Linked DNA regions of Homo sapiens: region 1 is linked to region 2. A link is an interaction called in ENCODE POLR2A ChIA-PET data of the cell type or tissue named here. Cell type or tissue: Caco-2. All regions are shown on one strand.

Region 1 (2,500 bases), 100 kb after region 2:
AGTGAAATAATGTTGCCTCAGAGAGGTTAATTAACTTTCACAAAGACACACAGATCAGGATAGGACCCCAGACTTACATTGGAGCCCAACTTCTCCCACTCTTCCGATGTGCCTTCCTGAATTACTCATGAGCACGGGAAAAAGTTCCAGTGATAGTCCCAAAAGAAAATGATTCCGGATAGGTGATTAGAACAGCTTAATTAATTTATTTATTTTTTGAGACAGAGTTTCACTATTGTTACCCAGGCTGGAGTGTAATGGCACAATCTCGGCTCACAGCAACTTCTGCCTCCCAGGTTCAAGTGATTCCTCTGCCTCAGCCTCCCGAGTAGCTGGGATTACGGGCACGCACCACCACACCTGGCTAATTTTTTGTATTTTTAGTAGAGAAGGGGTTTCACCATCTTGGCCAGGCTGGTTTCGAATTTCGGACCTCAGGTGATCCACTCGCCTTGGCCTCTGAAAGTGCTGGGATTACAGGCGTGAGCAACCATGCCTGGCCAACTTAATTTATTTTTAAACTATTACATATGACACCAACTTTGATTCTTCCTCTATAGACCTGAACAAAGGATAATAAAATGCCTTTCAAAAATGAAAAATAAAAATTTTTTTTGAGACAGAGTCTCACTCCATCACTCAGGCTGGAGTGCAGTGGTGTGATCTCGGCTCACTGCAGCCTCCACCTCCCAGGGTCAAGCAATTCTCCTGCCTCAGCCTCCTGAGTAGCTGGGACTACAGGCGCACACCACCACGCCTGGCTAATTTTTGTATTTTTAGTAGAGGTGGCGTTTCACCATGTTGGCCAGCTGGTCTTGAACTCCTGACCTTAGGTGATCAGCCTGCCTCGGCCTCACAAAGTGGTAGGATCACAGGTGTGAGCCACAGAGTCTGGCCTCAAAAGTTAACAAAAATTATTTCCTAACCCATCCTTTCTCCAAACATTCATTTCAGGAGGAGAGTCTAATTGAAATAGACCTCATTAGCAGGAGCTGATTTTTAGGTCTTGTCTTTTTTTTTTTTTTTTTGGAGGCAGACTCTCACTCTGTCACCCAGGCTGGAGTGCAGTGGTGTGATCTCAGCTCACTGCAACCTCTGCCTCCCAGGTTCAAGCGATTCTAGTACCTCAGCCTCCCAAGTAGCTGGGATTACAGGCACACACCATGACGCCTGGCTAATTTTTGTATTTGTAGTAGAGATGGGGTTTCGCCCTGTTGGCCAGGCTTGTCTTGAACATATGGCCTCAAGCAGTCTGCCCACGTCCGCCTCCCAAAGTGCTGGGATTACAGGTGTGAGCCACCATGCCCAGCCTTGTGTTTTTTATTTTTTACTTCCAGAATGACTTGCAGTTGTTTTTATTTTATTTATTTATTTATTTTTTATTTATTTACAGGCACACACCACCACACCCAGCTGATTTTTGTATTTTTAGTAGAGACGGGGTTTCACTGTTTTGGCCAGGCTGGTCTCCACCTCCTGACCTTATGATCCACCTGCCTCGGCCTCCCAAAGTGCTGGGATTACAGGTGTGAGCTACCGCGCCTGGCCCATCAGCTATTTTTATCAGAGGCCAGGGCTCTAATTGACTGGGGTTGGTGGTAAGAGGAGAAGAGCACAGGAAAAATTAAAGGAGTAGAGGCCATACTCCCCTTCTATTCACACCATAGTGAGACCCTGTTTATATTGGCTTTCTAGACCAAAGTTGAAGTTTATCTTTCGAAGCTTCTGATAGATTTATTTCTAATTGTACTATTTCTTTGAGACAAAGTCTTGCTTTGTCACCCAGGCTGGAGTACAGTGGCACAGTCATAGCTCACTGAAGCCTCGAACTCCTGGGCTTTAGCCATCCTCTCACCTCAGCCTTCTGAGTAGCTGGGACGACAGGTGCACACCACCAATGCCCAGCTAATTTTTGTATTTTTTATAGAGACGGGATCTCACCATGTTGCCAATGCTGATCCTGAACTCCTGAACTCAAGCGATCCGCCTGCATCGGCTTCCCAAAGTGTCGGGAGTACAGGCATGAGCCATCGGGCCCAGCCCTACTTCTGATTTATAATAATTGGTTCAATGATGGTGGGACCCTAGAGACATATAACAGGTAAAGGGGTTAACCAGGAAGCATCCTTTACTTGTTGATGCCTGAAGGTTTTCTACACTGAGACTCTTCACTTCATTTATACCTTTTTGTCCCACCATCATTCTTTCTGTCTTTTTTTTTTCTCCCCCTAAAGAGACAAGTGTTTCCCAGCCTGGGCAACGTAGTGAGACCTTGTCTCTACCGAAAAACTTTTTTAAAAAAATAGCTGGGCATTGTGACATGTGCCTTGAGTCCCAGCTACTTGGGAAGCTGAGGAGAGGAGCATCGCTTGAGCCCAGGAATTCGAGGCAGCAGTAACCTCTGATCATGCCACCACTCTCCAGCCTGGATGACAAAGCAAGAGCCTGCCTCTTAAAAATTTTTTAAATAAAAGACAAGCCGGGTGCGGTGGCTCATGCC
Region 2 (2,500 bases):
TCAAGGGCTTTGCCAATAAGAAGTGTTGAGAATGACAAGTCACCTGTAGTGGGAACAATAAGAATCTTGCTGACTTAGATGCCATCTTTTATTCTTCTAGAAACTGAGAAATTCTGCAAGATTGGAAGATGCAATATTCAGATCAGGCTCATGCCTAGTCATTTTCTCCACAATATTCAGGGCATTGCTAACAAAGACAGATGGATCTGGATCCAAATCCCAGCTCTACTAGTTTCTAGAATGTGTGACCATGGGTGAGTAACTTAGCCTCTCTGTACCTCAGCTTCTGTATAAGTAAAATGGGGATGATAATAATATTCATTTTATGGAGCTGTTTTAAAGATTAAATGAGTTAATATTTCTAATACCCTTAAAGCAGTGCTTGGTTCAAAATAAAGGCTATATTGTAAAATGAAAATATAAACCAGGCGTGGTGACTCATGCCTGTAATTCCAGCACTTTGGGAAGCCCAAGTGGGAGGATCACTTGAGCTCAGGAGTTCGAGACCAGCCTGGGCAAAAAAGTGAGCCCCCCCACCCCCACCTCCATCTCTTAAAACAAACAAAAAAGAAAATATAATAATAAGATTGGCATAAATATTAAATTTTTTTGGAGTGCCTCGCACATACTGGTGCTTTCAAAACGTTAGCTCCCTTCCCACTTCATCCCCCAATGTGATATTTTTCCTAGAGTTCAAATCCCAAAGGAGAACTTTCTGCAAAGCCAGAAGAGTATTTTTTCAGGAGGGGTGAGAAATAACAACTGGAAATGAAAGAACACCAGGCTGGAAGGCGGTAGGGGCATCAGCAGAGGACTATGCCGGCCATGAAAAATGGGAAGTGTCTTGCTGGAAGGTTTCTCCAGACAAAGGAAGAACAGTGATGAAGAAAATGACCCAATGATGGGGATGAAGGGGATGAAGAGAGTTGTGTGAGTCCCAGGGATCGCTGGTGTCTAAGCGACAGCTCCTTGGTGGACTGTGGTTTAGGAAATCGGGGGAGGGCGGGAAATGAACGTTAATAAGAGGGACTGAGAAGGGGGGAGTCCCGGAGCCGAGGGACCGTGAGGGTGAGTGCCTGGCGCCATGGAACGCCACCAGGGAGGGCAGCGGGCTACCCTGGGGACCTGGGTCCCGTGTGGGTTTAAGGAGACGTGTCTAGCCAGGTTTTCAGGGGACAGGCACCAGGAGGCTGCGGTCTGGAGCCAGCACCGGGCTTTGGGGCGCTCTTACCCGCAATTCCTACTCCCCCGTCTCGCCCCGCTGGGCTGCTAGTCCAGCTTGCAACCACACCTGCCGGCCCCCTCCTCGAAGGATGAAGGAGTAACGCTCCCATTGGCTGCCAGACAGCCCCAACCCCAACCCGCGCTCGCCCTAACTTTGGGTCCGCCCGGCCCTCATATTTGCATACGGGGCCTTCTAGGCCTTCGATTGGCCCCTGCAGTAGCTGCCATGCCCCCTCCCTCCCGAATCCAATTAACCGCCCAGGCGCTAGGGGAGGGGCGCGCCCACGGTTGTCCCGGGAGACGCGGAGGACGCGCGCACCGCGCACCCGGGCGCCAGGGGCTGGACCGCCGCTCGCTCCCGCAGCCCTACCCTTGCCCAGCGAGCCAAGCCGCAGTCCCAGCCCATCCGCGCCGGTGCCGTCGGGCGCCGTGCGCGGGCGCGGCCAGAACGTCTGGCTCCAGAGGTCCAGCTGCGCGGGGCTGCGGTGAGGGAGGGGGGCACCTTGAATTTAGGCCTTCGGGAGAGGGCAAACCTGAAGCAGGAGGCACTGTGGGAAAACACTGGTTGGAGACTTAAATCAGCATCTCAGGCATATTAGTGCCTGTGTCACCTTGGGCAGGCCACGTTACCTCTGTGAGGCTTAGCTTCTTCAACAGGAAAATGGGTGTTGCAAACCTGTGATGACCGCTCAGGCGTATTGAACCCTGACCTCACCTCCAGAGTGTGGGGGTCATGGCCTCCAGTGAACTGATCAGTAAGAGAGGGCCGCCTAGACCGACTGAAGAGTCAGTGAGACTTAAGGGGTTAGGGGTCTGGGCTTCTCAGAGCAACCATTTGGTCTCAGGTGGAGAATCTGTAGTAGTGACTGGATTCAAATCATTGAAGATGGTCGGGCGCGGTGGCTCACGCCTGTAATCCCAGCACTTTGGGAGGCCTAGGTGGGTGGATCGCTTGAGCTCAGAAGTTCAACACCAGCTGGACAACATGGCGAAACCTCCTCTCTACTAAAAATACAAAAATTAACCGAGCGCGGTGCGCGTACCTGTGGTCCCAGCTATCGGGAGGCTGAGGCGGGAGGATCGCTTGAACACAGGAGGCAGAGGTTGCATTAAGCTGAGATCGCGCCACTGCACTCCAGCCTGGGCAACAGAGGGAAACTCTGTCTCAAATAAATAAATAAACATTGTTCATTTGGGCCTGAGTTGGTAACCTAAGTTCCTCCCAACCCAGATCCCCTTCACCTGCTGATGTGCACAGGCAGAACACCAGAGGCAA

The links. ChIA-PET counts read pairs that join two places held together with the same protein. Peaks named below come from ENCODE experiments on the same cell type or tissue, not always from the same donor. Only the 100,000 strongest peaks of a DNase experiment are listed, where the experiment ranks them.
Region 1: POLR2A ChIA-PET joins it to region 2 with 13 read pairs; 8 of 35 experiments call an interaction of 5 or more read pairs at or near these places.

The regions. Positions count from the first base shown.
Region 1 is chr17:48,917,736-48,920,235 of GRCh38, forward strand. All of the region lies in intron 4 of UBE2Z (ubiquitin conjugating enzyme E2 Z), which reads left to right. Among named protein-coding and RNA genes, the nearest start is that of UBE2Z, 11 kb to the left of the region's middle. In Caco-2, no CTCF peak of the experiment used is centred here; no DNase peak of the experiment used is centred here.
Region 2 is chr17:48,815,739-48,818,238 of GRCh38, forward strand. It overlaps TTLL6 (tubulin tyrosine ligase like 6), which reads right to left and starts at 1,491. Exons shown (of 16, transcript NM_001130918.3): 1 at 1,232-1,491. The coding sequence starts at 1,334. It overlaps LOC105371813 (a long non-coding RNA gene), which reads left to right. Exons shown (of 4, transcript XR_001752926.1): 3 at 101-254; 4 at 691-1,220. RefSeq lists silencers at 1,197-1,246, 1,337-1,686. In Caco-2, CTCF peaks have their summits at 1,305 and 1,509; DNase peaks (open chromatin) are centred at 1,423 and 1,895; H3K4me3 peaks cover 1,223 bases.